2 separate regions of the Homo sapiens genome follow, and region 2 is linked to region 1. Evidence: chromatin contacts called from ENCODE Hi-C data. All regions are on one chromosome and are shown on one strand. Each heading gives the region's core, a stretch centred on a gene start or an enhancer-like site at or near the end of the contact. The rest is flanking DNA. Distances are from core to core; before and after follow the strand shown.

Evidence for each region. Hi-C counts contacts between places; a loop is a spot of excess contacts on that map. Pooled maps may share reads with other maps.
Region 2: a pooled map shows a loop between it and region 1 (3-fold over the local background). The contact joins the promoter of TEKT1 here to the promoter of NLRP1 in region 1. A Hi-C loop is called at or near these places in 4 of 168 maps with a recorded cell type or tissue (CD4-positive, alpha-beta T cell, CD8-positive, alpha-beta T cell, IMR-90 and 1 more) and 12 of 50 pooled maps.

What each region holds. Positions count from the first base shown.
Region 1 is chr17:5,582,004-5,587,126 of GRCh38, reverse strand. NLRP1 (NLR family pyrin domain containing 1) reads left to right here and starts at 2,618. Exons shown (of 17, transcript NM_033004.4): 1 at 2,618-3,440; 2 at 4,281-4,457; 3 at 5,065-5,123. The coding sequence starts at 3,170. RefSeq lists enhancers at 2,230-2,529, 2,550-2,809, 2,081-3,280.
Region 2 is chr17:6,829,344-6,834,466 of GRCh38, reverse strand. TEKT1 (tektin 1) reads left to right here and starts at 2,738. Exons shown (of 8, transcript NM_053285.2): 1 at 2,738-2,818; 2 at 4,074-4,280. The coding sequence starts at 4,091. RefSeq lists a silencer at 2,726-2,775.

The sequences.
Region 1 (5,123 bases), core at 1,369-3,868:
AACCATTGGGAGGGCTCTGGGAGATTTGGGGAGTTGTTGTTGTTGTTGTTGTTGTTTGGTTTGGTTTGGTTTGAGACTGTGTTTTGCTCTTGTCGCCCAGGCTGGAGTGCAATGGTGCAATCTCGGCTCACTGCAATCTCTGCCTCCCAGGTTCAAGCAGTTCTCCTGCCTCAGCCTCCTGAAGGAATACGGCGTGCGCCACCACACCCGGATAATTTTTTTTGTATTATAATTATTAGAGATGGGATTTCACCATGTTAGCCAGGCTGGTCTTGAACTCCTGGCCTCAGGTGATCTGCCCGCCTCAGCCTCCCAAAGTGCTGAGATTACAGGCATGAGCCACTGTACCTGGCCGGATTTGGGAAGTTTTTTAATATTATGTCATAGGGACAGGGTCTTGCCATGTTTCCCAGACTGGTCTTGAACTCCTGGACTCAAGCGATCCTCCCACCTCAGCCTCCCAAAGTGCTGGGATTACAGGCACGAGTCACCACACCTTTGGTTGGACTTTGGTTTTTACTCAGAGTGAGATGGAGTATGGGAAAGTTTTGAGCTGAGAAGTGACCTGACCTAATTTATGCTTTAAGTGGATAATTCTGGCTTCTAGACTGAGAGTAGACAGTAAAGGGGAAGCATCAGCATGGGTGGAGAACATGTGGAAGGCTAGCACAGTGATCCCAGTAAGAGACGACTGAAGGCTGGACCAGCAGCCCCAGTGGGCGTGGTGGGAAGGGTCAGGTTTCTGATCTATTTAACAGGTTGAGTGGATCTCCAGCGGCCAGTGATTTAATGAATTATGCCTGTGAAGTGAAACCTCCGAGAAAACCCCACAGTCTTGTTTGTTTGGGGTTTGGAGAGCTTCCAGGTTAGTGAAGCAGGGAGGGGCAGGGAGAGTAGGGTGCCCGGGAGGGCAAGGAAGCGCTGTGCCCCTCCCCCACCCACACCTTGACCTCGGCATCTCTTCCGTTGGGCTATTCCTGAGTCGTATCCTCCATCATGAACCGATAATAATAAATAAAGTGCTTTTCTCAGTCCTGTGAGTCATTTCAGCAAATTATTGAACCTGCCGGGGACTGTGGGAACCCTTGAATTTGTCACCAAGTCAGACAGAGATGCCAGTGGTCTGGGCACCCCATTTGCAACTGGCATCTGATATGAGGCCAGCTCTTCACTGAAACCCTAAACCTGTGAGGTTTGATGCCAACTCCAGGCAGTCAGTGTCAGAATTGCACTGTAGGACACCAGTTGGTGTCTAGAGAGTTGGTGCCAGAACTGGCTGGTGTGAGGAGGAAAAAAAGCCCACACAGCCCTCCTCCAGGCCATTCCTCCCGCTACATGGAGTCTCACGGTCCTTCACGGAGTGCTCAGAGCCTCCCGATCATCCCACTTTTAGCACAGCACTTTTCCACTTCTGGTCAATCTGATATTAGAATGTCCTACAATGTGCTTATTAGCCATTTTTTAAAACTAACATTTATAAAATTTATTTAGGCCAGGCACGGAGGCTCACACCTGTAATCCCAACATTTCGGGAGGCCGAAGTGGGCGGATCACCTCGGATCAGACTGGCTAACATGGTGAAACCCCATCTCTACTAAAAATACAAAACAATTAGCCAGGCGTGGTGGTGAGTGACTGTAATCCCAACTGCCCAGGAAGCTGGGCTGATGCAGGAGAATCGCTGGAACCCAGGAGGTGGAGGGAGCTTGCAGTGAGCCGAGATCTTGCCACTGCACTCCAGCCTGGGAAAGAGAGAGAGACTCTAAGACCTTTTGCTGAATTGAAGCCTCTTGGTAAACCTATGATGTCCCATTTAATAGATGGGCAAACTGAGGCTCAAAGAAATAAATCAGGCACATAAGGAGTCCTTGTCCAAGCAAGCCGTGGGTTGAAGCCTGGGCTCTGCCAGTCCAAGTGAAACCAAAGCATCTCCAGAAATTCCTGGTGGTGTGTTACATCAGCAAATGAGTAGGCAATGTCATTCCTCAACCTGAAGTCATTGGCATCTTGCAGATTCCACGAAAGAGGAAGTCTGCCCCTGGCTCCCCGAGGCCTGCTTGCAGGAATGAGGAAGGGGCTGTTCTGCTTTCAGGTGGAAATGTTCACCAGCTAAGTGCTGGGCTGCCCAGAAGGCAAACAGCCCCCTGGGCCTGGGACACATGCTTTAGTGCCCCTGGTAGCATGGCAGGACATGCAGTGCAACTCAAGAAGCTCCCAAAACCATGAGAGGCTGGGAAAAATGCTCCCTGGCCCAGTTCTAATGTTTCCCAATAAGGAGCTGCCCGGGCAGACACAGGGGGCCCCACCCATCCTGAGAGGCTGGGCCTGGGCTGCAGACACAACTGCTCGGAGAGTCTGCATCCTGGCTCTGCAGACAGGCTCTAGATGATGGGCTGGCGGAGTGCCCATGTGGAGGTGCACACACCGTGTTTAGTATGGGCCTGTACCTGCTGCAGCGTCAGCTGGTCTGGGCCTGTGCTCCTGGTCCGCCTATAGATGCCATGTGGCCCATCTGAATCTGTGACTCTGAGTCTGGCCTACCCAGGCCTGGTTTGATCCTACCCCCTGGCCACGCCCCTTGTGGGTTTCCTCTGGGTGACGTTTCCTTCCTGCTCTTGTTGACTAGGCGCTGTTCTTGCTGGCTGGTGCCCCAGGGCCTGGAGAGGTCTGAAGAAACCTGGGAGCCAGCAGCCCGGGGCTCCACTCTGGGTTCTGAAAGCCCATTCCCTGCTCTGCGGCTCCTCCCACCCCACCTCTTCTCAGCCTTGCAGCTCAAGGGTTGATCTCAGGAGTCCAGGACCCAGGAGAGGGAAGAATCTGAGGAACACAGAACAGTGAGCGTTGCCCACACCCCATCTCCCGTCACCACATCTCCCCTCACCCTCACCCTCCCTGCCTGGCCCTGGACCCCATCCCAGGACCTCCCTATCAGCTGACTTCTTCCAGTGTCTTGCAGGCCCCTCTGGGCTCCTCCCTCCCCTGGCTTTTCCTACCACTCCCCCTCTATCGGCGTCTATCTGTAGGTGCCCTGGGATTTATAAAACTGGGTTCCGAATGCTGAATAAGAGACGGTAAGAGCCAAGGCAAAGGACAGCACTGTTCTCTGCCTGCCTGATACCCTCACCACCTGGGAACATCCCCCAGACACCCTCTTAACTCCGGGACAGAGATGGCTGGCGGAGCCTGGGGCCGCCTGGCCTGTTACTTGGAGTTCCTGAAGAAGGAGGAGCTGAAGGAGTTCCAGCTTCTGCTCGCCAATAAAGCGCACTCCAGGAGCTCTTCGGGTGAGACACCCGCTCAGCCAGAGAAGACGAGTGGCATGGAGGTGGCCTCGTACCTGGTGGCTCAGTATGGGGAGCAGCGGGCCTGGGACCTAGCCCTCCATACCTGGGAGCAGATGGGGCTGAGGTCACTGTGCGCCCAAGCCCAGGAAGGGGCAGGTGAGTGGACAGAGGACCCCACTGCCCGCGGGACATCCCCTGGCCCTCATGCCTGCCCTGCCCTCTTGGGACCCCACCACTGAGCCCTCCCTGCCAGGCCTTCCTCTGAGCAGTGACATGGAACTGCCCTCTCAAAGGGGGATCCAGGCCCCAGACTATGCTGGAGCCAGGAGGCTTGCTGGGGGGGCCCTTGCTGCACCTCAGAGCCCCACACCCTCTTCTATTCAAGTGCATTCCCGGTACTCGCCTGGCATTGTAGTTATGAGCACGGACTTGGGAGTCAGGCACTATCACCAGTCCTGGCACTATCACCCTGGGCCAATCACTTCACTGCTCTCTGCCTATTTCTCTGTCTGCAAAATGGGAGAGTGAGAGCCCGCCTCCCTGGGCTGTGTGAGGGTTAAAAGAGATCATCCAGGTTAAACATTTAGCACAGAGTCTGATATACAGTAAGTGCTCAATAAATAAGATCTCCCATTGCTGTTGTTGCTGCTGCTGCTGCTGCTGTTATTATTACTATTAGCCACCCTGGGTTGCAGATGCCGTTGGCCCAATAAAGCACAGCTGAGGCTCAGTAGGAGTAGTGATTTACACAGGGAGATAGTCAGGACCAAGACAGATATGCAAATTTCCTGATCCTAGATGAGGATTTTTTGCCTAGCAGTATCTATAAGAACATCATTCTTCAGACAAGCCTCTAGAGGAAGTTGTAGAGGGCTGCAGCGGGTTCACTGGTGTATCCTGACCTCTCTTGGTTGAGAGAGGAGACCAGCTCAGTTCCCTGGCACCTTGCCCCTGCCCCTCTGATGTGTCTCCAACCTCTTTGTCTCTTTCCTGTAGGCCACTCTCCCTCATTCCCCTACAGCCCAAGTGAACCCCACCTGGGGTCTCCCAGCCAACCCACCTCCACCGCAGTGCTAATGCCCTGGATCCATGAATTGCCGGCGGGGTGCACCCAGGGCTCAGAGAGAAGGGTTTTGAGACAGCTGCCTGACACATCTGGACGCCGCTGGAGAGGTGAGGCTTGCTGAGGCAGGCTGACAGCCCTGGGTGGAGCTGTGAATCAGCTGGTGGGCCCCACCCAGAGGATCATGTCTGTGCATGGGGACCTGACATGGGGGACAGCAGAGGAAGGATAGGGGAGCCAGGATGGGCTGTGAGAGGTAGGCCTGAAATTGATCTTTCAGGGACCTTCCGGTGCTGAGATTGCATCCCTCCCCATGTGGCAGATGGGGAAGCTGAGACCCATGTGGGTCAGGCAATGAGTCTTCCCCAACTGGGTGCCCAACTCGTGACATGGTCCTTGCCCGAGAACTCAGCTCATAATATTGATGGGCTCTGAAGATCCTTAGGGTCAGGGTGGTCCAGAAGTTCCAAGGAGGACTCTGTTTTCCAGACAGACCCCAAGAAGAGGCTAGGCTTAGTCCTCGGCCCAAGCCAGCTCCCTCACATGACTTCTCTCTTCACTACTAAGAGAATAAAATTGCCCCTCTACTTCAACATGGTTTTCAAAATAATATTATTAAGACCCATCTCTCAGGACTGTTGTGAGAGTTTAAAATATATGCACCTAAAAGAAAATAAATGTTCAGTAAATGGTTATTTTTCTTTTCATTCCCCCCAGAAATCTCTGCCTCACTCCTCTACCAAGCTCTTCCAAGCTCCCCAGACCATGAGTCTCCA
Region 2 (5,123 bases), core at 1,489-3,988, 1.2 Mb before region 1:
ATTTTACAGTAAAAAATACTCTATGACTGTTTCATAATTTATTTAATCAGTCTCCTCTTGGTGGACATTTGGGATATGTAAATTTTTTTCTATTAAGAACAATTTTGCAATGAATAACTTTTTACACACAGTTACATCATTTTGCACATGTGCAGATGTATCTGTAGGATAAATCCCTAGATGTGGAATTGAATTGCTGTGTCAATAGCTGTGCATCTGTAATCTCCACAGAAGGCAGAGACTGTGTTTTATCTTCATCTATCCTTGGTGTCTAGCACAGGTCTTGATACTTCATAGATGTTCAATAGGTATGTGGACAAATTAATGAATGAGTGAATTCAGAGAATGAGTTCAGAGAGTGGTCAACAAATCTTTGTTGAACAAATCAATGAATGAGTTCAGAGAATGAATGAGTTCAGAGAATGAATGAGTTCAGAGAATGAATGAGTTCAGCAGGGATGATCATGAGGGGGTGGTGACTTTTGGCACCATCTCTTGTATTTCATATACTACTCTGAAAATGACATCAAAATTTAATTTTCTTCATACTTATAACTTTCTTCTGTAGGTTTTTTATTTATTTTTATTTTTTTAGATACACGGTCTCACCATGTTGCCCAATCTGGTCTTGAACTTCTGAGCTCAAGCAATCCTCCCGCCTTGGCCTCCCAAAGTGCCAAGATTACAGGTGTGAGCCACCATGCCCAGCCCTTGTGCAGCTTTTAACTTTTCTCAGAATTTGTATTTGTCTATTTTTAACTTATAAAAATTAAAAAATATTTTAATAGGGGTCTGTGTCACCCAGGTTGGAGTGCAATGGTGTGATCATAGCTCACTGCAGTCTCAAACTCCTGAGCTCAAGCCATACCTCCCAGGCATTCCAAGTGATGGCACCTCAGGCATGCATCACGGAGACTGTCATCATTTATCTACTTTTTATTGCTCAGAAGAGACATAATTTCAACTCACCATGTGGTTATACTTCTGGGTTATGAATCATAGTTTGTATAACTCTTCTTAAAGATATTGTTCAAAACTTCTTTTGACTTTTAGTTGTAATTTGGACTCATTGCTTTTTAGTTCGGTAGCTATTACACCGAGCTTTCTTTTCATCACACAGCTGGGTTGGTTCCACTATGTCTTATGTCCAGTATCTTCTTCTTTCTGGATTTTTCACTTTTGCTCTATTATTTTTTTCCATAAAGAATGTACGCTCACCGTTTTGAGTACTGGCATGTCCAAAGAAATCTTTTATTTTGCTCTCATACATGAAATGCTTTGACTGGTTGTAGAATCCCAGATTTGAAATAATTTTCTATAGAATTTGAAGGCATTATCCTAGCATCATTTCTAGCAACCATCATTTCTAGCCACCTGTGTTAGAGACGAAACACTTGATACCTATTCTTTCTTTTTCTTCTTATTCTTTGAATTAAGAAATTCCACCAGAATAGGTATAAAGTTGGCCCTTCCTATCCGTGGATTCTACATCCTTGGATGCGATGACACACAAATAAAAAATATTCAGGAAAAAAATTCCACAAAGCTCCAAAAAGCAAAACTTGAATTTGTTGCACCCTGAGTGCTATGTTGAATCCATGCGAATGAAGCGATGAGTAGGCATGGTTAGACATTGTATTAGGTATTGTATTAGGCATTGTATTAGGTATTATATTAGGTATTAGGTGTTGTATTATGTATTGTATTATGTATTGCATTAGGCACTGTATTAGGCACTATATTAGGTATTGTATTAGGCATTGTATTAGGTATTGTAGCAATCTAGAGATGACGTAAAGTATGCCTATCTAGGGATGTGCGTAGGTTATATACAAATGCTACACCACTTTATATGAGACTTGAGAATCTGCAGATTTCAGTATCTGAGGGGGATCCTGGAGCTAATCACTCTATGGATTATATGCATAATCCACAGGGAGGACTATATGTAAGGAATGGGGGTGTGTGTTAATTTCAGGTGGGTCGTTAATCTAAAGACTTGAGTCTTTGGCTCAAGTTATCTCTCTCTCACTTTCACAATTGTTTTGCCATTCTCTCTCTTTTTTTCTTTCCTTCTGGAAGTCCTACTTGACAAATATTAAATCTTCTGGAGCTATCCCCTCAGATTTAATTTTTCTCCCATATTTTCCATCTCCTAGTGGATGCAGAGTGACTTCTGGAGTGTTTGCCTGAAGGCGTTCTACTCACACACCTGCCCTCACAGAGTGCCCCATCGGGCGCCCCACGCAGAAATAAGCCAGTTGTGGTAACAGACCTATACAAACTCTGGAGGAAACTCATTGTAGCTTACAGAAACAATCAACTTGGCTTCCTGATTTTTAACCCTCAATTTCGCCTGCGACTGCGAGGTCCTGGAGGCATCGCCCAGCCCAACCCCACTGTACAGCCGGGAAGTCTGAGAGCCGGGGTACAGCGCGACCCGAGATGATCCCGCCCGCGGGAGGGCTCGGACTAGACGCAGGTCTCCTGACTCCCAGCTCGGGGCTTTGGCCGCTGTCTTCTGCTTGGTGCCCCGCGTCTTCGCGGTAGGTTGAGGTGGCCGGAGCATCTGGCCCTACCCTTCCCACACGCCACACTCCTGGGTCTCTGGCTCTGGGGTCCGCAGAATTTGCGCCTGCGCTAAGCCTTTGGCCAGGCTGCTCAGTGGCGGAACCAGCCCTCTTTGCCCTGGCAACGCGTCACTTGTTGTCATGGAGACCGCGTTGTTTACCTCTCTGTTCTGCAAGAGCTGGAAGCTCCAGTTGGGGTAAGGAGGCTCCCATCCCGAGCTTGCGTAGTGGTTCTGTGTGGCGCTGAGGTAAGTAAACCATGACCCCACCCCACCGACCCCTACCCGCAACCCTCCCCGCCTAACCAAATCCTTATGACGTTGGGATGAGCCCTAATTTAGGTCCCCACCTCTCTGGGGGCTATTCAGACTTATCCAGGAGCCTTGGGTTAAATGCTGGGCTCCACACTCAGATAAATTCGGTAGAAGCCATAAAAGGGACTGGGCTAGGAAGAAACGGAGAAACTCCATGTTGTCTGAGGGGGCTGGGTGGGCTGAGGTTCTCAGCCTAGTCAAGATCTGACTCTAGTTTCATCCTTATATATGTGAAGGCTTCAGAGATCCAGAGGCCCCTAAGAGCAGGGACTCAGACCTTAGGGTAGAGATGGGAGTGGGGGCAGATTTCAGCCCTGTCTGAGGAAGGCAGTTCTCATGGTCCATCAGAGTTGTATGAAGATGAAATGGGTAATTTTAGCGTTTCCACTGCCGACAGCCTCTGCCAGCTGGCTTCCCCTGTGTTGTTCCCCTTCCTGTTCTCTCCTTTTCTTTGTCCTGGAAGTTTTCAGATTCTTTTATGTGTTGAACAAGTTCAATACCCAGTTGTCAGTTTACACATGTTACATTTCCTCCTCCTCCTCCTCCTCCTCCTCCTTCTTCTTCCTCTTCTTTTTCTTCTTCTTTTTTTAAGAAAACATCTCTGGGCTCATCTGTTTGGCAGAACATTACTCCATGACCCAACAATTCTAATGAGTTATAAAAATGCATACACGTGTTCACCAAAAGACATGTATGAGACTATTAATAGCATTCTCATTATGGCCCTGGAGTGTAAACAACCCAAATATCCATAAACAGTAGAAAAGACAGCTAGATTTTATTCATATAACGGCACCTACACAGCAACGAGAACGAACAAACTGCAATCATATAGACAATATGGATGAATTTTACAAACATAATGTTGAGCTAAAGAAGTCAGAGACAGAATAATACATACTGTATTATTCCATTTATGTTAAATTCAAAAACAGCAAAACGAATTTGTAGTGTTAAAAGTCAGGATACTGGTTACCCTGAGGGGCTTGAGGTGGAGTAACTGGGAGGAGGTTAGAGATGCTGGTAATGCTTGTTTCTTGGTTTGGGTGCCGGCTACACAGATAGATTTATTTTGTGTACAGATTATGATTTATGCAATTTTCCGTATATATGTCATCCTTGAATAAAAATTATCATAAAAAAGGACAAATTGCTTTCATTTAATCTAAAAGAGTCTGCTTTTGATCAGGAATTTGGAAACCTCAAATGGCTAAACTATTACAACCTCCACCCAAGTTCCTGCCCTCAGAGTGGCACATTGCTAACAAGAACCAGTACCACAGAGCAGACGCTCAAAGGTCCCGATCAGAACGCCTGGTCGCAGAAAGCCAGAGGCTTGTGGATGAAATTGAAAAGACCACAAGAAAATCTCAAAGCGATGTGAACAAGAAACTAGGTAAGACAACATGCTTGGCATATTCGTGAACATGCTAGGATGAGGCTGTTGAGTTTAGCTATAGTGTCATGTTCAGATGTGGCAACATATTATTTTTGAATATTAGAGAAAATCATGTGTATTCTCCAGGTTCTATGTTTAAGTTCACTGCCCTAAGATAGACACAAGGTAACCCAGCCTGATTTTCAGCCACCCATCATTCATTTATTTGTTGATTTGATGCACAGTTATTGAGCATCTATGGGCATCTATGTACTACACACTAGGCATATCACAGGGAATGATCAGAATCTCTGCTTTTTAGGGGCTTCTAACTTGAAGAGGATAAAGATACAAAAATTAATCATCAGAATACAGTCAGCCCTTTGTATCCATGGGTTCAGCCAGTTGTAGGTCCAAAATACTTAGGAAAAAAAAACAATAAAAGATTACAACAATTAAAGAATACAAATAAAAACAATACAGTTCAACAGCTATTTACATAGTATTTGCATTGTATTAGGTATTATAAGTAATCTGAAGATGATTTAAAGTATACTGGCTGGGTGTGGTAGCATGTGCTGTTAGTCCCAGCTACTTGGAGGGCTGAGGCAGTAGGATCCTGTAAGCCCAGGAGTTAGAGACCACCCTGGGTGATATACCAAGACCCTGTTTCATAAAAAAAAAAAAAAGAAAGAAAAAGAAAGGAAGAATGAAAGAGAGAAAGAAAGAAAGAAAGAGAAAGAAAAGAAAGAGAAAAGGAAAGTATATGGGAAGATGTGCATAGGTTATATGAAAACACTACACCATTTTGTATAAAAGACTTGAGCATCCATGGATTTTGGTGTCTGTCAGGGACTCTGG